Linked DNA regions of Mus musculus: region 2 is linked to region 1. The links are chromatin loops, found by intact Hi-C in ENCODE. Cell type or tissue: heart. All regions are shown on one strand.

Evidence for each region. Hi-C counts contacts between places; a loop is a spot of excess contacts. Peaks named below come from ENCODE experiments on the same cell type or tissue, not always from the same donor. Only the 100,000 strongest peaks of a DNase experiment are listed, where the experiment ranks them.
Region 2: it touches region 1 in a loop (4-fold over the local background); 13 of 42 quality-filtered maps call a loop at or near these places.

Annotation. Positions count from the first base shown.
Region 1 is chrX:96,092,424-96,100,423 of GRCm38, forward strand. Msn (moesin) reads left to right here and starts at 3,622. Exons shown (of 13, transcript NM_010833.2): 1 at 3,622-3,820. The coding sequence starts at 3,809. In heart, no CTCF peak of the experiment used is centred here; DNase peaks (open chromatin) are centred at 3,608, 4,258 and 4,638; H3K4me3 peaks cover 3,284 bases; H3K27ac peaks cover 2,323 bases.
Region 2 is chrX:96,021,978-96,029,977 of GRCm38, forward strand. No RefSeq gene overlaps it. Among named protein-coding and RNA genes, the nearest start is that of Gm41897, 39 kb to the left of the region's middle. In heart, no CTCF peak of the experiment used is centred here; a DNase peak (open chromatin) is centred at 4,024; H3K27me3 peaks cover 210 bases.

The DNA.
Region 1 (8,000 bases):
CATTAGGTGCTATGGTGAGAGGAGTCATAAAATGCACCCCCCCCCTTGAGTGTGCCTGTCACAGCCTGGGACTGAGGCCATGTGTTTAGACTGGTGGAAAGAAAGTGGACTGGACATAGACTCACAGGACCCAGGCCCAGCTTCTTATTATTAAGAAAACATGTGACTTTCCAAAAAGTACTTCATTTCCCAGACTCTCAGTGTCCTCATTCTTAACACTGAAAAGTCTTTTGTGACCTGTGAGTCCCTAACACTCATTATATGGGAGGTAACATTTTCTCTGCTCTTACTCAAACTCTGGTTATTTCTTTCCAAGAAAAGAGTTCCCTGTGACTTTGATTTATGCTCTCAGCCACATTGTGTCATAGGTTGAACTTGATCTGTTGGAGTGACAGCTGTCTATTCTTTTAGAATGGCTAGCTTCAGAATGTGCACACGTACACACACCACATCCACTCATCTACTCCCCTTAAATACATGCACAAAGAACATCTGGCTAACATGTCAAGGAGCTGAGCAAACTACTTTAAAAGGGAGGCATAGGAATCCAAGTGGAGTGGAAAAGGATGCCAAACAGTGGAGGAAGGTTGAAGAGTGAAGGAAAAGAGGCAGGGAAATGGGTGAGGTTGAATGTAGGGAAGGAGACATTGCAATAGTATAAGTGCAAATTTTGGTGATCAGAACCATGGAACTGTGATAAGTTTTTTTAGCTAGACTAGCCAGGCTGATTCATGCTAAAGTCTACCACAAGATTTCTTGCTGATCCTGGAGCTCACTAAGTCTCCAGGTTGGTTGGCTGGCCAAAAGCTTCTGGAATCTACTTGTCTCTGTCCCATCCTTATCCTCATATACCTCCTTGCCAGTCTTTTAGGTGGATGGTGACATTCGAAGTCAAGCCCTCATGCTTATTGTGTAATAAGTTTACCAATGGACCCAACTCTCCAGCCCCTAAATCTCCTTGCTCAATCTCCCGTCCCTTCACCGTGATGTCTCCAGCTTTCTTGGACACTGGATCTAGAATGTTCCTCCTCGTGACCCTACCTTGCTTTACTGTTTAATAACACACTTGCCTAGCATTCCTTGAATGTTAGGAATTTAGCACATCTAAAAATCCCAAATCTGTTCATGTTCCCTATTCCCCCCAAGGGAGCCAATCTATGTGTGGATGTCCAGACTTTATTTCTATGTCTTTTTCTCCTCACAGACTGGCATAAGCCAGATCATTTCTAAACTTAATTGTAGGGATTAATATGGTCAGATCACATATGACCATAATAAGAGGTTGGATGGGGGGATAGAATAGAAGTATCGATCATGTAAACATGGAATGGCATACAAAAAGGCAGGAATAAGATGAATAATATCCCTGTCTATAGTGAAGAACAGCAAAACACCACAGCTGCCTCTGCTTTGCACTGAAGATAGACTATTTCAAGTCTAACATCCCAGTAATATCCAGTTGCTTGACCACAGTAACCATTGCTACTTTAAGCAGCTTCTGTGTGGTGAAGTGGGAAGGTGGGGTATTACTTCACTGGTTCTCCCCCCACCTCGCCCTGATTTTAACCATCATTTTTTGGTACTTTTACTATTTGCAATCTCTCATTCTCTAGGTCTAAGCCTCCTACTTCCTTCACTCTTCTACTTTCCCACACCCTAGGGCATCCTTTTCTCTCCACTTGGCTTCCTATGCCTCCCTTAGCTTTTTAGTGGTTTGCTCAGCTCCTTAACATGCTACCCAGCTTTCCTTTCTGCATGTGATTGCAGGGAGTAAACGGGAGGATGTGGCATGGCTGGGGATGTGCACACACACATAGGGGTTAGGGAATTACATACTGGGGATTTCCACGTTCCAGAAAGTTGAACTAGTCTGCAGTGGACTTATTTTAGGTATTTATTTTAGTGCCAAGATCTTTTAGGCTCTAGGTGAACATGAATGAAGAAATCAGTGAGTTCCTTTAAATTTGGGAGGTTGAATTGGGTGGAGGGTCCATGGGCCATGGCAGTATCAAGGATTGATTGGCTACCATGTCTACTCCTGCTACTGAAGTCTTCTGAAAGGTGCTATTTTTCCTTGAGGCAAATACTTGGGTTTTGACAGAGAACGTTCTTTTTCCCCCCCCCACCTGTCAATGAACTGCGGTATCAGTGACAGAAATAGAGGCATGTTGGCTCATGAGTGTAAATGCAAGACTTTATACAACCTTTATGTTGTAGGCTACTGAATAGGCTACTTCTTTCTCCTCTTTTTGTAATGTTTGGATGGGAAAGAACCTTGGAAACCCTGTAGTTTGGTCATTGTTAAGGAAGGGGAAACTCAATACTAGAGGGGGGAAGGGAATTACCCAAGAAAGTGCAGAGGACACAGGCTGAGTTCATGATGAAACAATGATCTGAAGCCTGGTGAGTGTTGAGGTGTCCTTTCCACTATTCTGTGTTTGACTCTCCATCACTGAGGTATATGGTAATTTACTTCATGAAAGACACACAACCCATGCTCCTGCACAGTTGCCAGAACTGGAGGGCATATATCACCCGAGAGTCTTATACTCTTATCAAAAAGTGAATGTCTGCCTGGTATTGTCTGAGCACTAAGGTGGTAGAAACAGGAGGACTGGGAATGCAAGTCAACTGGCTGCTGTTAGTGCGCTGTGTCAAAGCAAGTGAATGTATAGAACCGGTGTCAGACATCTGCAATCTAGTTGAGGTAGTAGGATTATGAGTTCAAGACAAACCTAAGCCAGTGTCTTAGAACTGAGAGTTCAAGACAAACCTAAGCTAAATAATGAGTTTAGAGCCAGCTCTGGTGACAGACAAAACAAATCCAAAATGTTGGGGAAGGACTAAGGAAAAGACCAAGACACTGATGTGAGGAGAGTGGGAATTGGAGGACTGAAAGTGAACATAGAAGACAGATAATTGGAAAAGGATCCCAGTTCTGGAGAAAATGAAATAAATAAATAATAAACAAACAAACAAACAAACAAACAAATAAATACAAGGTCGAAGGAAATGTCACAGGTTAAATGAGTCCTCTAGAAGGGAGTGAACTGTTGAGGAGGAGCTGAAGTTTAGCCCAGAAGTTTCCTGAGGAGTAGCAGAACTCTCAGGAGCTGCTATGGACAGCAGAGGATTTGTTGTGGTCCCAGGGAACTTAGGTGTGGCATGATTGGAGGTCACAGAGAAAAAGAGGAGTTCAAATGTCCACAAGCGGGAACTTTCTAACCAACAAGGCTTCCTAGAGAGGGAACTCAGCAGTTCTACTAGGCAACGGGTTCCCAACATTGGTAACTCATGGTTCAGGGCTGAAAAGCATCTGCTAGGGTGTGGCCCCCCAGTCAAGCTCTGGCTCAGACTGGGGGCGGAGTCAGATGGTCGAAACTTGGAGGGAGGGGGGCAGTGAGGAAAGGTGGGAGGGGGCAGAGTGGGCACTAGTGGGGAGTGGGAGTCCTTGGGGAGTTTTGGCCCCGAGCCTGGCCCCCCACGTGGCCAGAGTAGCCTCTCTGGGCTGGGCCGGGCTGGGCGGGGCGATGCCCGAAGCCGCGGGCAGGCTGGCGGGAGGGCGGGGAGAGGCGCGGAAGCCCGGCCACATAAAGGAGCGAGCAGCGCAACGGGGGCGGCTCTTTCCTGGGTGGGGTTTGTAAAGTCGTGGCCCGTTAGCAGGAAGCGGAGCAGTCGCCCAACGCTAGAGTGGGACCCAATCTGAGCACCCGGTTCTCCGGAGTCCTTGCCGAAGTGTACTGCGCGCTCAGAGCAGCCCGACAGTTTCCAGCCAAACTTCACCAACTCCTCTGCCCTTGCCGCCACCATGCCGAAGACGGTGAGTGCCGACAACTAGCGCGGTCGGCCCTGGGGGCTCCAAGCTTGACCCTTGCCACTTTATGGCTTCGGGCTTGGTTGCTCACAGGCCTGCCGGGGATGCTGGGCTGTCCACTAAGGCCCTAGGAAGGAGAAGATAGTGGAGCCCTAATTTGAGCGCTCTAGAGGGTGACAGGGTGTACAAACTAGAAGTGTGGATAAGGAGGAGCCAGCCTTTCTCGGGTTCCAGTTCCCCGCCTCTGGGATGAGACAGTGGAAACTCTTTGAGGGACTGGATCAATCCCCTATTCTAAAGGGTCGTTGGGAACTGGGGAAACGACTTTACTTTTGAGAACATTTCCCCGGCCCAGGAATTGGCGCCTTTCTGTAGCAAAGCTATCACTGTCTCAGAAGAGCCCCCAAGCTTACAGAGAAGCGGGGAGGAGAGAGGAAGTTGCCCAGGGCGGATCCCGCACACCCATCCACCTTTCCCATAACCGCCCCTCTTCTACCCCACTTCTGCTCTGTCCCCTTCCACCGCGTCTTAGCCCCAACTGCTTTCCCCAGGGAAATGAAGATTTGTGAAGGGTCTCATCAACTGGGTTACTTTACCCAGGGGTACAAACACTTCATTAGGCACAAGTCTGTGGAGGGGCCCACACAACCCACTGGAAGACAGGGCAGGTTTCTCTTCCTCTATTAAATCCCTGTCAGACATAGTGCCTCTCTATCCCCTCAGGACCGTTTTGTGAGGTATAGGTTTTCTCCTGTGGGGGCCACACCTATCTAGTGTGGTGGTTGATTTGAGATCTGGTCTCCACCCCACTGGCTGTTGCTCGCAGAAGCCTCCAGGGAGTGAGGCCTAGGGGGGCCGGATGCCCAGTAGGGAGGGGTGGGGGAGGGGTATGTGCTTGACTAATGAGCTCTGCTTGCTTTTGTGCAAGTCACGCCAGGTCCTTGCTCATGAAGGCCCTATGACCACCGTGAATTATGTTTCTTAGGTAATGGGGCTTGCTGGGCTCCCATGTTGTATATTGCTAGCCTACCCATCTCTCTAGTACTGCCTGAGCCTGGTAGAACTGAGACAGTGACTAGGATGCTGGAGAAGGGATGAGGGTGCCTCGGAAGAGAGGAGAGTGAATAGATACAGGAGGTCTTTGTGTCTATATTGAAGTTTCCTTGCTACCCTTACTGTATTCTAGCTACACTGCCTAATCGTCCTTGCCTTCTCAGAACTCTGTTCTTAAGAAATACCAAGGTGGGGTTTTTTTTTGGGGGGGTTCTTTTCTTTTTTTTATTTTTTATTTTTTGAGAGAGTCTCCTGGTCTTATATAAAAGTATACTTTGTGAAAGTATATACATATGTGAAATTACAATTTGCTCCCCTCCTCCACTGCCCTCCTGTCGCCTCCTTCACCCCAAGACTTCCGTTCGGCAGGCAGGTTTCCTTCCTCCCCTCAGTTGTCTTCCCTTCTGTTTTCTTATCACATGTATTCCATTTCGGGGCTTTTTACTTGGGCAGGATCTTACCCTATAACCTAGGCTGGCATGGGACTCCCGATGTAATGTAGGTGGCTTTCAGATTTTTTTTTTTTTTTTTTTTGCCAGTCTTCCTGCTTCAGCCTCCACAGTGCTGAGATTACAGGCTTGAGCCATCATGCCTGGCTTGTTCATTTGTTTTGATAGAGGGTTTGATTCTAGCCAAGGCTGGTTTGAACTCACATTGTAGCCTGAGATATACTTAAAAACTCTTTTGGAAGTAGTTCTTCTCAAGTGCAGGGATTGTAGCCACCACTAAACCCGGCTTCCACTCCTTCTGTACCGTGTACTCAACCATTTCTAAATTATGAAAGATACGAAATAGTAGTGTAAAATCAGATTTCTTCGTTTGTGTTAGAGAAAGTCAGTTTCGCTGTTAAAGCTAATTTGTTCTAGCAGGCAGCCTACTTTAAATATGTTGAAATACACCTTTTTTGGACTGTCTCTGGTTGCTAGTTCCCAAAGTCTGGTCTTTGATGTTTTTCAAGACAAGGTCCTATACTGTTGTAGCAGAGGTTGGTCTCCAGCTCCTAGCCATCTCAACAGAGCCCTCTGAGTGCTAAGATCACAGGCTCCCCTGTGACCAGCCCATCTATCCCTTCTGGAGAGAAGAGAATTTCTATTTAAAATGCTTTTCCTGGTGCTGGAGAGATTGCCCAACAAGGCACTCTCACAAGTTCTGATCTCAGTGCCCACATGACAGCTTGCAACTGTCTGTAATGCCAGTTCCAGGGAATCTGACTCTCTCTTTTGGTGTCCTTAAGTATCAGGCACAGTTTTCGTATACATGCATGCTGCCAAAACACTCATGAACATAAAATAAAAAAATAAATAAACCTTTTTTGGAGAAGGTCTTTCCCTCTCAATTCCACTTTCACTTTTTTTTTGTTTAATTTCAAAGATTTAGGAGATCCACTTGGATTACCTAAAAAAGAGATTATTAATTTTTCAAGATTTTGAGTTTTTTATTTCAAACTTTATGATTTATTGTTACAATTTATTTATTTATTTATTTAACTGGTTTGATGAAACAGGGTCTCATAAATCCCAGGCTAGGCTTGAACTTCTAATCCTCTTGCTTCCACCACCTAAATGCTGGGATTTGTTGTCATACTACCAAGAACGACTCTTCCCGTTGTCTAGATTGAAACTGGCTATAGAGGAGGACGGACCCGGCCATGAGTGATGTTGCATACCAACAGGAAGGCTACAACTTGGGGTTAGGTCTTTTTTTGAGGGGGAGGTATCAGTCTTGGAAAACCTGTTTGGTTTACTGGGATTTAGCAAGTCAGGGGAAAAAGTGGTCAGTGCTTATTGGATAGTATCATCCATGATAGACAGAGCCCAGCTCCTTTGAAGTATTTGAAAACTTCTGGCCCCGCATTCAGCTAAACTTTAACAGGGGCTGTATGAACTGTTGATTTTCCTGCCATTCCTAGCATTGCTTGAGCCACTGAAGTGGCACTAAAGTGGTACTTGACTAATAGGGGGCAGAATTTCAGGCTTCTAACCCTTGAACCAGCCCTGTCTGTAGACTTGAGGGTGGGGCAAAGGATCAGGAATGAAGGTTGTGTGGGAGGCTTCTGCCTCTGTCTGCTGCGCTGCCACCCCCTCCATCCCCCCTTCTCTCTCTACTTTTTGGAAACAATTTCTTGTTGTGTAGCCCTCAGGGCCCTATAAAATACCTTTTTTTTTTTTTTAAACAAACAAACTCACAGCAATCCTCTTGACTCTGCTTCAGAATTTCTGGAATTACAGGTGTGAACTACCTCCTGAGGGTGTTTTGTTTTGTTTGTTTTGAGACAGAGTCATGCTGTGCAGTGCAAATTAGCCTTGATTCCAGGCAATCCTATTTCTGCCTCACCAATTATGAAATTATATAGCCTCTCTACACACACACACACACACACACACACACACACACACACACACACACCAGTGGACATCAAAGGGCAAGTTTCAGGAGTCAGTTCTCTTCACTATGGCATCTGTGAATAAAGTGGTCAGCTTTGGCTGGTAAGTGGGTGACCCTCTGAGCCATCTTGGAAGTCACTTGATTTATTGTTTGTGACTGAGTCTCATGTTGCCCAATTTGGATTTGAACTAGATATATAGGCAAGGATGACCTTGAACTCTGTATCTTTCTACCTCAGCCTCCCTCATACTAGCATAACAGATGAGTGTTACCTTGTCTATCTTCTCTCCAGTCTTGATTTTCCAATTTGCTGAACCCTTTGTGAAAGTGTAGATAGTAGAGAACAGAACCGGTACCATCTTGGGGATTTCATTTATACTTATTCATGGAAAATCTCTTGCACAGAGAGGGAAAAGTCAAGGCACAAAATAGCCTCTACTTTCATCTTGGGAGGAAGGTTGCTCTGTCAGTCAGTGATGGGGTGGTATTGACTACTGCATTATTCTCTAAGTGCCTGTAATGGCAGCCTGTAAGGGAAGTGTTGCCAGGCATGGTAGCTCATGCCTGTAATTGTAGCACTTGGGAGGATAGAAGATTGTAGTGAGTTTGAGGCCAGCTTGAGCTATATAGAGTAAGGCTGTCTAACTCCCTCCCCCCAAAAACCCTAACAGTACCCCCCAAAAAGAAAAACAACATAAAAATAGGTGGTGCCTTTTCTTTGGACTGTTACTGTAATCCAACTGCTTTA
Region 2 (8,000 bases), 70 kb before region 1:
AAAATAGGAGGGGACAGAAATAAAGAGAAGGATGTAATAATGAAAAAACAACAATATAAAAGGAGCTGTATTATAAAACCTTGCACCTTGGAGTTAATGTCATCTAGAATAAAGGTAATCTTTGAAATAAATCAAGGCAGGAGAAGTCTTGAGAGTTGATTATAGTTATGCAGCAATATGGTAGCGCTACCTCGACTCAAATCATGACTAGAATAAAGGGAACTCAAAACAAAATGGCTGGGTTGGGGAAATAGTTCAGAAGCAAAATGCTTGCAAAACATATACAAGGACCTGGGTTTAATTCCCAGCACAATAAAATAAATAAAAGTAGCCTGGGGTTTGTCAGTATGTCTCTGCAGGAAGAATGCCAGTCTGCTCCACAGGAGGCAATGGCATCAGGGAATCAGTCCTCTTCACATCAACTTTCCTTTTGGAGACTAAAACACACAGACTAGACTAGTGATCTTCACTGGAGTAAGTTAGTGTCTGTGCATAATACAGTGTTTAGAGACTCGTGTCAGACTTCACAGACAATGGAATTTGGGCTGTGGGCCTTAACAGACAAAAATATTAAACAAAATTTTAATGGCAAATACATAGTTATCTTTCAAAACTGTTTTTTAAAAGGACTGGGGATGTAGCTCATTGACTAGAGTGCTAGCCATCATGCCTTAATTCCCTTCGTTTGGTTTACAGCAAGACTTAAACTGAGTGCGCTGGTGCATACCTGTAATCCCGGCACTTAAAAGATGGAGGCAAGAGGATCAGAAATTCAAGGTTATCCTCAAATAAGGCCAATCTGAACTGTATGGACTTCTGTCTCAAACAAAACAAAACAGAAAAAGAACAACAACAAAAACAGCCCCAAAACATCTACTTTGGGTAGACTTTTGTTAAGGTGGAGAAGGGAGTTATGTTTTCTCATGGGACTATGTCTTAGTCAGGGTTTCTATTCCTGCACAAACATCATGACCAAGAAGCAGTTGGGGAGGAAAGGGTTTATTCAGCTTACATTTTCACATTGCTGTTCATCACTGAAAGAAGTCAGGACTGGAACTCAAGCAGGTCAGGGAGCAGGAGCTGATGCAGAGGCCATGGAGGGATGTTCTTTACTGACTTGCTTCCCCTGGCTTGCTCAGCTTGCTCTCTTATAGAACCAAGACTACCAGCCCAGAGATGGTCCCACCCACAAGGGGCCTTTCCCCCTTGATCACTAATTGAGAAAATGCCTTACAGTTGTATCTCATGGAGGCATTTCCTCAACTGAAGGTCCTTTCTCTGTGATAACTCCAGCTGTGTCAAGTTGACACAAAACTAGCCGGTACAGACGACTACAGGAAGAAGATAACTGGAAGGTGGACACTGGTAGGGATATCGATAAGGCTCAGTCTGCCTACTGAAAGACAAGGAACATTAAGGAAGGTCATAGGGAGCTGGATATGGTGCTGTACGTCTTTAATCCCACCTAACACTTGGGAGGCAGAGGCTGACAGATCTCTGAGTTCAAGGCCAGCTTGGTTGGAGGGAGGAGGGGAGGAGACATGGGAGGCCCAGATTTTTGTCACCCCATGAATTTCTGATATCTGAGTTGGTTTGTGTTGTGCTAGAAACGGGGAAGAACAAGAAGGATGGCGTGGTCATGAGAAGGTTTAGCATAGTAAGCTGCCTGCTACCAATCCTGAGGACTTGTGTTCTAGCTCTAGGCCCTATAATGTAAAAGGAGAAAACTGACTCCTGAAACCTGTCTTCTGACTTCCAGAGGTGAGCCATGCCTTGTGTGCATATGCAAATATAAAATAGATAAATAAATATATAAATGTGAAAAATGTCTTAAAAGGACAATGTGGACCAGGGATGAAAGAAGAACAAAGCTGAGTTTTAGAGAGATTCCCTCTGGCAGAGAGCCCATGGAAAATGGATTAGAGGGAAGATACTGCCACTGAAGAGCTCTTATAAAAACTCTCTTCTATAGTCCAGGAAACAGACAGGTCAATGTCTGATATGTGGTGAGGTACATATGGATGTAGGAAGTGAGAGAAATAGCATCTGTACAGAAAACACTGTAGTGTTAGAATTAGGAACATTGATAGAGAAGGAAGGAGAAAAAGGAATAAGGTACTCTAAAACAGTCAACTGCCATTCCTATCCTTAAACTGCCAGACAGCTATTTTTTCCTAACTTTCTATTGGATTGTATCTGTGTCTGGTACTACTGTTGCTGCTGCTGCTGCTGGTGGTGGTGGTATGTGCACTTACACATCATTTTTCTGTCTCCCAATATGCTTATGTAGCTTCCTGGATAATCGTCTGTATCTGAGTATGAATATACATTTTTAGGCATCTAAATGAGGCTATACTTTGCTCTGTGTGTCCTACACTTTGTCCTTGCTGTGGTGAAATTGATTGGCTAAAGGAATTGATTCAAATTGTCTTGTGCATCTTTGGGTGAAGAAATCTTTTTTTTCCCCCCAAAGGTGTTTCCAAATTCTGTTGCTATTCTAGAGTGTGATGAATTTGATTGGTTATAAGAGATATTTCAAATTGTGCTCCATGGCACAGCTACAGCTTGAAATTCAATCATTGCTGGCTGCAGGAATTACCATAATACATTTGGCTCGATTTTCCACACAATAATTTAAGACTTTGCTGCCTCTTCTTTATGCAAATCTATCCAACTAAATGACACCAAACTGGGGAACATTTTTTTGCAAACTGATATCTTCCAATGAGAACATTGTGCTGTCTTGTGATGATGAGTAGGCTGGAGAGGCTAGAGCCACAAAAGACCCCAGTTCTGATTACAATTTGATTCTTACAGAGGACTGGTCCACACAGGTTTCAGATCTCAGAATTTAGACCATGACTTTCATTTTCTTTTCATTGCAACTTGTGAAATAAGAAATGTTGAGGGCCAGAGAAATGGTTCCATGCTTAAAAGCACTTGTTATTGCAGAAGCCCTGGGTTCAATTCCCAAAACTCACATGGCAGTTCACAACTGTCCATAACTTCATTTCCAAAATGCATTTGCTACACAAACATTCAAGTGAGCAAAACATTGGTGCACATAAAATAAAATAAAAAAATATTTATTTTTTAAATAGTAAATGGATCCAGGAGGTGGTAGCATATGCCTTTGATTCTAGCACTAGGGAAGCAGAGGCAGGTGGATCTTTGTGAGTTCAAGGCCAACCTGGTCTATAGAGGGAGTTCCAATACAGCTAGGGCTACACAGTGAAACCCTGTCTCAAAAAAGAGGATGTTTTATTGTGACTCTTCTCATCTCCTATAGCTACCAGCTCTACCAAGTATATTGGCTCTCAATAGTTACATCTTGCCTTGAATTCAGTTACATCTGGCTAAGAACCAATGAGAAGGATAAAATTATGCAAGCTCTACCAAAGCAATTAGAGTTTAGACTGCAGTTTCTTAATTCTCTGTCAAGAACTCTTAGAACTATACAGTCCATTGTGCCTTAGAAAACTTCAGGTCCATATCTCTATTGCGCATGACTTAAACTGTTCTGACCACATGTCCTCAGTTCCTTTCCTTGTTGGGCCTCACTGCTCTTATCTGCACCATGGAAAGAATAGGCAACAGCTTTGTTTCTTTATGTGAACAATCAGAGCATAAGCCTGTGGGTCCTGAACCAGGATGAAGAGAGGAAGAAGCAATCAGGGCTTGTCTCAGAAACTATGTGTCACAACCTCCTTTGACTCCAAGTCTCCATTAAAAGAAATAAAATAACTTTTCCGGTTTGGGAAATCTTGCTCTAACCCAGAAGTTTTACGGCCTCTGAGAAGTGGGACAGCATATCCGCTTTGCCACCTCCAATGCCTTATAGGGCTAGAAAGACCTAAGTGACCAGCTAGTCAAGTGAGGGAATTGTTGGCCTGGAGAAATTGCCGAATTCCGGGGGAATCTAAGTCTGGTGGGGAAGGGGGTGACTGCCACTCAGCCCTGGGCAGAGTGGCAGGCTGGGCTAAGCCTGCATGTTCTGGAAAGGCCAGAAATGATGTCATGGGACTCTTTGGGCTGCAACAACAGGAAACCACTGAATGTTTACATTGGCTCCCAGAACCTAGGCGGCCTGTTTTGTCTTTACTTCCTCAGTCTATCTGTTTCCTCTGATTCAAATACTATGAAGAGTGGCTCACTACCCAGGCTAGGAAAAGCGGAAGGGAGGCCCAAAAAGAAAGCCTCCTTCCCAGTCTAGAGAGCCAGATGATTGCGAGGGGAAGGCTGGATTTACCCTATCTGGGGCCCTGCCAAGGGTAGCACTTAGGGCAGGGGAAGCAAAGCAAATGGTTTGTGCTTAGAGTACTCCAAAAGCAACTTCAGAAATATCCTTAGGAACTAAGGTCTAAACTTAGATCCATCTTTATATCTGCAAATCATATCACTATGTCTTGCTTATAAAATTTACTTGAATCTATTTTAGCCAACTATGGACTTGAGTGCAAAGTGCTGCATTATGCTCTATGTGTGTCTGTTTAGGGATGTGATACAAAGATGGAAAACAGGACTAGGGATGTAACTCAGTTAACAGTGCTTTACTGGCCGGGCGTGGTGGTGCACGCCTTTAATCCCAGCACTTGGGAGGCAGAGGCAGGCGGTTTTCTGAGTTCGAGGCCAGCCTGGTCTACAGAGTGAGTTCTGGGACAGCCAGGGCTACACAGAGAAACCCTATCTTGAAAAAAACAAACAAACAAAAAACAAAAACAAAAACAAAAACAAAAAAAGAGTGCTTTACTGGCGCCTGAAGCTCTGATTCATCCACATGAAATGAACTGTGGAGGTGAATGCTTGTAATCACAGAACTCACCAGGTGGAGGCAGGAGGATCAATAATTCACAGCCATTTTTGGCTACATAGTGATTTGGGGGCCAGCTTGGGCCACATGAGACTTTGTCTCCAGGCATAACATTTTTGCAACCCATTTTTAATAAGGGTTCAACCTCTCCTCTAGCCCATCACCCAGCAGAGGTAGTGGAAGAGAAAAGTTATTAGGCTATGGGAAAAGTAGACCTGTTCAGCAACAGTTCCTTAGGGGCGAGCTCCATCCTCTTGGGCAGCAGTTCAGTCCTGTAGCAAACACCAAATACGATTCAGCAGCTATAGATCAGTCCTCTTGGCAGGCAGACAAATCACGCATGAACCGGCAGCTACAGTCCAGTCCTTTTAGCAAACAGACACCAGGCACAAACTGACAGCTACAGTCCAAGCCTTTCAGCCTAAGACAAGACTGCAGAAGCAGCAAGTTGCTGCAGGAACCTTGAGAGAAGTTTTTGGGCAAGTTTCTCTCAATGGCAACATTACCACAAGTTGAGCTCAAAAATGCTATGTAAGGTGAACCAATACATGTGTGTCTTTAGTGAAGAACAGCAAGGCAGAGCAAATCAAACCAATATTTAATGCTCATCTCCCACTGTCTGTGGGGTCATATTTATACTCCTTCACCATAGGTCCTTCGACATGTTTGCTATGTCAAAACATCCTTTCACCTGTATCTGCTTCAGGAAAACAGCCTTTCATGTGTTTGCTTTAAGCAAGACATCCTTTTACCTGTATTCCCCAGCAAAACATCATTTGATATAACTAATTTTTCGCAGAACTAGAAGTTTCCACTTCATTTGTCTCCCCCCACCTCCCACAAAAGGGGGTCAAAATGTAATTCTTGCCCTCCAGGAATTGACAATACCTTTATGGAATGGTAGTGAGCTTTCTGTCTCCTGTCCTGTTTTTTCCACCCACTATGTTGTTGCAGTTCTAGACCCCCCATTATTTTCCATTTTCATACACCAGCTGCTCCCTTCAAAGTGCTTAATCAGGTTTCAGTTCCAGAGAGTTCATGATGGCAGAACAAAGGCATGGCAACAGGAATATCTGATAGCTCACATCTCAAAACACAAGCAGGGATCAGAAAGCACACTGGGAAAGACATTGAGTCTTTGAAACCTCAAGCCTGCCTGCAGGGACACACCAGCTCCAAGAAGGGAACACCACAGTACTGGTTAATTTGGTGTGAACTTGATATAAGCTTGAGTCATCTCAGTGGAGGAAACCACAATTGAGGAAAAGACCTCTCCCAGTGACACACTTCCTCCAACAATACTAGGCCTCCTAACCCTTCTTAAACAGTTCCATCAACTGGAGTCAGGTATCCTAATATATGAACCTATGGGGACATTCTCATTCGGAACACCACAGACCATTTTATTCTGTAGATTCTGTAGGTTAACAGAGTGAAAACTATCTGCTTTGCTGGAAAGAACATTTGAATGGAATTACAGGTGTCAATTCTTGTTTATTTACTTTGCAAAGTCTTTTCCAGGAAATTACTTTTGTCAATACCCTTAAGTGTTGTTCTTGTGTCGTATTTTGGCTCCAATATAGCTTTGCTTAGATTTCCTTGGCTACTTGAAGTCTTTTGTCCTCTTGCATAAATTGACATATTTTCTCTAGCTATGCAAAATTATTCTTGGTATTACAAATCACCCACTGAGTTGGGTGATAGTGGCACACACTTTTTTTAAAAATAAAATATGATTCTTTATCTGTCAGGCTAAACAGAATTTAATTTCATTCAAATTGTGGTTCTTGGAACAGGGATATGATTTCTGTATTTGTTTTTTTTATTGGATATTTACTTTATTTGCATTTTAAATGTTGTCCCCTTTTCTGGTCCCCCCAAAACCCTGTATCCTCTCTCCCCTCCCCCTACTCACCAACCCAACACTCCCAATTTCTGGCCCTGGCATTTCCCTATACTGGGGCATAGAACTTTCACAGAATCAAGGGCCTCTCCAACTGGGCCATCCTCTGCTATATATGCAGCTAGAGCCATGAGTCTCACCATGTGTTTTCTTTGATTGGTGGTTTAGTCCCAAGGAGCTCTGGAAGTACTGGTTAGTTCATATTGTTGGTCCTCCTATGGGGCTGCAAATGCTTTCAGCTCCTTGGGTCCTTTCTCTAGCTCCTCCATTGTGGACCCTGTGCTCAGTCCAATGGTTGGCTGAGAGCATCCACCTTTGTATTTGTCAGGCACTGGCAGAGCCTAGTTCTAAGACAGCAAAGGGTACACACACACACACACACACACACACACACACACAAAACTGTCACAAGCAAGCAAACATACAACAAAAAGTCGCCCACTGTTACACTGAGGCCTAAATTTCCTTTTTATATATAGTAGTGTTTTGGTTATTTATTTATTTATTTATTTTTAATAAAATTAGATGCTGTTCAACAGTCTCTTAATGGTTTCCCTGTTTTCAAATTTTTCCCTTCCCCTGCCTCCTCCATATTACTTTAGAGTTGTACTAATTCACTCTTTCAACTTCCTGTTATCCAATCAAGTCTTATTGGCAGTATAAAGGAGATTGGAGAGTGGGTTTGGGTTTGAAAGTATGTTATCACTCACCATTGACCATTTAACAGTTGGCTCATCTTTCCAAATCCTTATTTCTCTATTCTCATCTTCTACATTGGCCAAATGAACCTCAGAGAACTTTTTTATTAGACATTTTCTTCATTTACATTTCAAATGCTCTCCCCAAAGTCCCCTATACCCTCCCCCCCCACCCGCCCTGCTCCCCAACCCACCCACTCCCACTTCCTAGCCCTGGCATTCCCCTGTACTGGGGCATATGAACTTCGTAAGACCAAGGGCCTCTCCTCCCATTGATGGCTAGGCCATCCTCTGCTACATATGCAACAAGAGACACAGCTCTGGGGGTACTGGTTAGTTCATATTGTTGTTCCTCCTATAGGGTTGCAGACCCCTTTAGCTCCTTGGGTACTTTCTCTAGCTCCTTCATTAGGGGCCCTGTGTTCCATCCAATAGATGACTGTGAGAATCCACTTCTGTATTTGCCAAGCATTGGCATAGCCTCACAAGAGAAAGCTATATCAGGGTCCTGTCAGCAAAATCTTTCTGGCATATGCAATAGTGTCTGTGTTTGGTGGTTGTATATGGGATGGATCCCCAGGTGGGGCAG